Linked DNA regions of Homo sapiens: region 2 is linked to region 1. Evidence: read pairs that join two places in POLR2A ChIA-PET (ENCODE). Cell type or tissue: OCI-LY7. All regions are shown on one strand. Each heading gives the region's core, and the rest is flanking DNA. Links, peaks and the distances in the headings are about the cores only.

What was found. ChIA-PET counts read pairs that join two places held together with the same protein. Peaks named below come from ENCODE experiments on the same cell type or tissue, not always from the same donor. Only the 100,000 strongest peaks of a DNase experiment are listed, where the experiment ranks them.
Region 2: POLR2A ChIA-PET joins it to region 1 with 6 read pairs; 3 of 35 experiments call an interaction of 5 or more read pairs at or near these places.

The regions. Positions count from the first base shown.
Region 1 is chr12:111,092,349-111,095,253 of GRCh38, reverse strand. All of the region lies in intron 1 of CUX2 (cut like homeobox 2), which reads right to left. Among named protein-coding and RNA genes, the nearest start is that of CUX2, 60 kb to the right of the region's middle. In OCI-LY7, for the core only: no CTCF peak of the experiment used is centred there; DNase peaks (open chromatin) are centred at 392, 1,663 and 2,113; H3K4me3 peaks cover 1,566 bases; H3K27ac peaks cover 2,500 bases.
Region 2 is chr12:110,909,505-110,912,409 of GRCh38, reverse strand. It overlaps MYL2 (myosin light chain 2), which reads left to right. Exons shown (of 7, transcript NM_000432.4): 7 at 1,235-1,565. The coding sequence ends at 1,333. Among named protein-coding and RNA genes, the nearest start is that of MYL2, 9.6 kb to the left of the region's middle. In OCI-LY7, for the core only: no CTCF peak of the experiment used is centred there; no DNase peak of the experiment used is centred there; H3K27ac peaks cover 670 bases.

The sequences.
Region 1 (2,905 bases), core at 146-2,645:
CCCCTGAGCTCAAATTATCTACCTGCCTCTGTCTCCCAAAGTTCTAGGATTACAGGCATGAGCCACTGCGCCTGGCCACCCTCATGCTCTTAACCACAGCTGTTCCCACCCCAGGAAAACACATGGCTAGTCATTCAATAAACAGCATAAGAGATGCTATGGGGTATCTGGTGCTGGGCAGACTGAGGTGAAGTCCCTGGGTGCTTGCGGCTGACCCTCTAAATAGGAGGAGACAGACACTGAAGGCTGCATTACTCCCAAGGTGATGACAGCCAGGTAGGGGGCCAGGGGACAATTCTGTAACTAAGCCAGTCTACCTTCGTCCAGAGATCAAGAGAGCCTCCCTGGTTAAATAAGACAGCCTCCAGGCTGCACAAAACTTCCGGCACAATGAGCAAGACAGACATGCATTGAACAGTATCACATAAATCACTTCTATTGCTTAAAAGGTGGATGCACCAGCTGCAGTGGCTCATGCCTGTCATCTCAGCAGTTTGGGAGGCTGAGATGGAAAGATCACTTGAACCCAGAAGTAGGAGACCAGCCTGGGCAAACAGTGAGACCTCCATCTCCCCCCAGCCCAGAAAAATTAGCCAGACATGGTGGCACACGCCTGTAGTCCCAGATACTGGGGAGGTTGAGGTGGGAGGATGCCTTGAGCCTAAGGGGTTGAGTCTGCAGTGAGCTGGGACTGCACCACTGCTCTTAGCCTGGGCAACCGAGCAAGACCCTGTCTCAAAGAAAAAAGGTGGATGCTGCCAAAAGCTAGGTGCTGTTGCAACCGGGGCACAGGGGGAAGACACAGGTCTCTGACCCCAGTCCCCAAGCTCAGTTAACAGCAGAAGTTACTTACCTGGCAGGAAAACCAGGCTTCCAGCATGACCCTTGCCTCCCTCTGCCCGCTCCCGGTCCCCGTCCACTTCTCGGGCCCTTCCGCCACAATGAGGTGGCCAGGGCTGCTCACACCGGGCCCAGCCGCAGCCTGTTCCCCTCCTTCATGCGGCTCTTGGAGTGATCGATTCTGCCACGGGAATGGCCAGGATAATTTTTGCTTAGCTTCAAATACCTCGTTTTCAGGAATTCCTCTGCCAGAAGGTTATAAAGCTTCCTCTAAAATGTGGGGGAAAGATTAAGCCTGCTTATGGTTAATAATACACTGTCCCCTGTCCGTCAAATTGCCTGTCTGCTATTGAAAGTTCACTATTAGATACTTATTTAAACAGCCTCGCAAGGCTTCTGAAGAAAGTGCAGTTATGCATTTTTCCCCTCCTTGCTGGCGCGAACGACTATAGATAAACATCAATTGGCTCCTGCGGATCACAGTCACAGTAAATAAATTTTTCAGGAAGCTTGAGATCCGCACAAAGGCTCCGCCAAGCTCCCATTTCACACAACATCAATGTTTGGCCTCCAAGAAATAAAAGCTCTAAGGTGTCCATCGCCAGGGCAAAATTATCAATTGTCAAGTCACTTTTAAAAGAAAAAGAAGATAGAGGGTTTCAGGGAGCCATTTCATCCTGCAGCTTAAAATAAAAGGAAGAGCGACAGGCGCTTCACCCACAAACTAACCACTGGGACTTCCCCCTAAAAGCTCAGGTGTTCATCGCCCCCCCGTCAAATTTCTGGCCCCAGCCCTGCTGCCCTGGGTGAGCTGAAGCAGTCAGTTCAGCTTGGAGCTGCCGGTTCCAGCTGAGTTCAGTGACTTCAGTGACTCAGGCGTTGGGTTATTTTTACTTTCTCAAAGTGGGTTTTTTTTTTTCACTACTTTTAGAAGTGGCAGACGAGGCTTGTCTATTATAAAATATTTGTTGCAAACACGCACTTACTTGCTCACCGCCCCACACACAGTTCTCGTCTGTGTAAAAATCTCAAGTCGCCGTGGTGTGAGGGGCAGGAGATGCAAAAGCTAGGACACCCTCCTGGGCGAGCCAGAGTTTATGTAACAGCACAGTTCTACTGGAGTCGGGGTCATCTAAGCTGGGAACCTGAAACAGGTGTCATTTTCCAGATAGGGAAACTGAGGTACAGGGGAGCCAGAGGAAGTGAGACATAGAGGTGGATGTACCTGCATTTGCATCTCAGCTCCACTACGTTCCAACTGCATGGCCTTGGGCAGGAAACTTAAATCTGTTGGGCCTGGCCTGGTGCAGTGGCTCATGCTTGCAGTCCCAGCACTTTGGGAGGCCAAGGCAGGTGGATCTCTTGAGCCCAGGAATTCGAGACCAGCCTGGGCAATATGGCAAAAACTTGTCTCTACAAAAAATACAAAAATTAGCTGAGCTTGTTGGCATGTACCTGTGGTTCCAGCTACTCGGGAGGATGAGGTGGGGAGGATCATTTGAGCCTGGGAGGCAGAGGCTGTAGTAAGCCATGATCGGGCCACTGCACTCCAGCCTGGGCAACATAGTGAGAACTTTTCTTAAAAAAAAAAAAAAAAAAAAAAAAAAATCTGCCAGAGCTTTGGTTTCCTTATCAGGAAAATAAATATGGATTACTACAGCTGTCCCTTCCTCAGAGGGTCACTGCAAAGATTAGCCTCTGCCATTCCTATTTGCCAGCTTTATTATTAAAGGTCTTAGACCCTCCTAGCCAATCGCTGGCAGGACCAGGGCTGGATGTGAGAAAGGAACACTGTTCTTGGAGGCAGCAGATCCAGCCCTGATTCCAGGCCTGTCACTTTTGCTTACGGCTCCTCTCCCAGTCCCAGATTCTTTGTCCAAATGAGACCTTGGACTAGTCAGTGTCTAGCATTAAAACCCACAGTGATGTCTTCCCAACAGCCGCATTGGGAAGGTACTATTATTATGCCCAATTTACAGAGATGAAAATTGAGGGTCTGGGAAAGGCAAGCTGTGAGGAAAGGCCAATAGCCTAGACCTCAGCTCAGCCTGCTCAGAAGACTCTG
Region 2 (2,905 bases), core at 116-2,615, 180 kb after region 1:
CTGAACAATTCTTCTAAATGTCAGTTTCATAAAAGTCATCAGACTGTGTATTTGTTGCAACAGCTTTCCAGAACTGGCAGTAAAGTGTCTGGTAATAATTTTTTTTTTTTTCAACTCAGGTGGTGCGGTAGTGAGTTTGGTAGAAGGGGCACTTTTGCTAATTTGCCAAAGCTTCTGTATGAGCAAGCAATGGTGCCGTCAACCTTATTAGTGAACCTTAATGAGTCGATTTTAAATGCTCCCCTCATAGCCTCACAGGCCTGTTTCCATCAAGTTCCACATTTTACTAAAAATTGTATGTAGATTTTCCCTCCCCCAAAATTCAAGCAGCTAAAAGGGCTGCCTTCACTTTCCACCTGCTGTGTGCTTTGAACAAGCTCCTTAACCTCACTGCACCTCAATTTCCTCATCTGTAAAGTGGGAATAATAATAGAAGCTACCTCATAGGAGATTGCGAGGATTCGACATGTTAATGTGGGGAAAGTGTGAACTTGTGGCAAGGGCAATATAAGTGCTAGCTATGAATAGCCAGTATGTTTTAAAAAAATAATAATAATAACTAGCCAATGCTTTTTAAATGGGGAAATTTTGTGTAAAAACAAAAATCTAGATTTCTGACACCCTGGACCCTGTGGTCACTTCATGTCACCTTTTTAGATGGCCACGTGTCTCCATTTAGCCATAGGACCTATCCTGCTCCCTTGCATAACCTGCCTGGCCCCTCGGAACCCTTGAGTTTGTGATCCCAGTGGAAGGCTGGGTTTCCAGGGACATCTCTGCATGATGTTTACTTGGGAGGGCCCTTGGGGTCAGGGAAGGAAGAACAGGGAAGGGCAAGAAAGGAAGAACAGGGAAGGGCAAGGAAGGAAAAGTGCATGAAGGAAGAAGTTGAGCCAAGATTTAGGCCCAAAGATCGGCACTGCTGACTACCCAGGGAGGGAGCTTATTCTACAGCTCTCCTGAGAGGTACCAAGTTGGGCGAGATGGCCGTGCCTTTATACCCCCACACCAATCCCATCCGCTGGCTGTGGGCTGCCCCAGAAAGGGCATGACCTTGGGCGAGGGGGCCCTGCAGCAGCTGGGGAAGTCCTTCCCCGGAGGACCCTCTGAGTGGCCCATGTTCCCATCCCCCACCCCCCAGCTATCCGTCCACTCAGGCCCCGCCCACAGCCCCCCACCCTCCGTCTCAGTTCCCCTCCCCTCGTCCTTAGCACGTGTTGCTGGCTCATTGCAGGTTGACCAGATGTTCGCCGCCTTCCCCCCTGACGTGACTGGCAACTTGGACTACAAGAACCTGGTGCACATCATCACCCACGGAGAAGAGAAGGACTAGGAGGGGGCTCGCTGCTGCGCCCTGGGCTCGTCTTTGCAGAGTGGTCCCTGCCCTCATCTCTCTCCCCCGAGTACCGCCTCTGTCCCTACCTTGTCTGTTAGCCATGTGGCTGCCCCATTTATCCACCTCCATCTTCTTTGCAGCCTGGGTGGCTATGGGTACTTCGTGGCCGCACATCCTACAGTTGGAAATCCATCCAGAGGCCATGTTCCAATAAACAGGAGGTCGTGTATTTGGTCACGACATTTCTCTGACAAACAGTGCCTTGTGTAAGGAAGGCAAAGGCAGATGAGCTAGTGACAGCCTTGCAGTCATTATTATTGAATCTTGGTGACTCTTTATTTAAGGTAGACCTTTGCAGCCACTCAGAACTGTTTCTATCAAGGATCACGTTTTCCTGGAATGTTACCTGGATGACCAAAGCCCTCTCTTCCAAAGAGCTCAAGCATTTAGAGGGCCTTGCTTCCATGACATCTGTCCCTTGGGATGCCATCGGAATGCCTCTCCTGCCAGTGACAGTGACAAGAAGGAAGCGGACTGACACATGGTAGGAACATAGCTCGTTCAACAGTAATCACACCTGCTAATCCTAAGAGGGTGACTTCTAGTTTCAGATAAAGTAGAAGTTGTCTGTACTTCTTCCCTAGCAAACTGAGGGAGTGGTACTGACTTCTGTCTCTGTCTGGGGCCCAGGCCTGGATGTGAGTTGACCTTTGATTTTGAATGACCACAGTCACGGTTGAAGCATTCAGGTCTGTTATGGCTGCAAGAGTCCCAGTGTAAGAAACAAATAGGGCCAGGTGTGGTGGCTCACGCCTGTGATGCTAGCGCTTTGAGAGGCTGAGGCAGGAGGATCACTTGAGCCCAAAAGTTTGAGACCAGCCTAGGCAACATAGTGAGATCCAATCTCTATAAAAAATAAATAGCCAGGCATGGTGGTGTGCACCTGTGGTCTCAGCTACCCAGGAGGCTGCAGTGGGAAGATCGCTTGAGCCCAGGAGGTCGAGGCTGCAGTGAACTGCACTCCAGCCTGGGTGGCAGAGTAAGACTCTGTCTCTTAGAAAAGGAAAAAAAAAAAAAACAGAAATAGGTTCAAATAACTAAGAAGTCCAAGGGCTTCAAGCACAATTGCACCTAGGAGCCCAGGCAGTGCCCTCAGAGGCTGGGGAGGCCTCTGTTTTCTGTCACGTTGCTCTGCTCTCAGCAGTGGCAAAATAATTAAGAGCAGCTCCTGCCCCTTTTCCAGCCCCTCAGCAATCCTAGAAGAGCGTACTCCTCTCTCTTCCAGCTCCACACAAACATCAGAACAGGGCCTTGTGGGATCCCTCTGGGGCACTTGACACCCCTGAGCCAATCACCATGGACTGGCAAGGGCAGTGCTCTGATGGACAGGCCTGGCTCAAATGATCAGCCCTGTGCTGGGGTTGAAATCAGAGTCCTCCTGAACCATATGGCCTGGAGATGGGAGGGAAGATTCCCCAGAGGAAAACCCAAGAAGAAGCAGGGAGTGGACTTCGGGTACTTCAAGTTTTCAAGAGAATCCCAAGAACCCTCCCAGCACTTTGGGAGGTC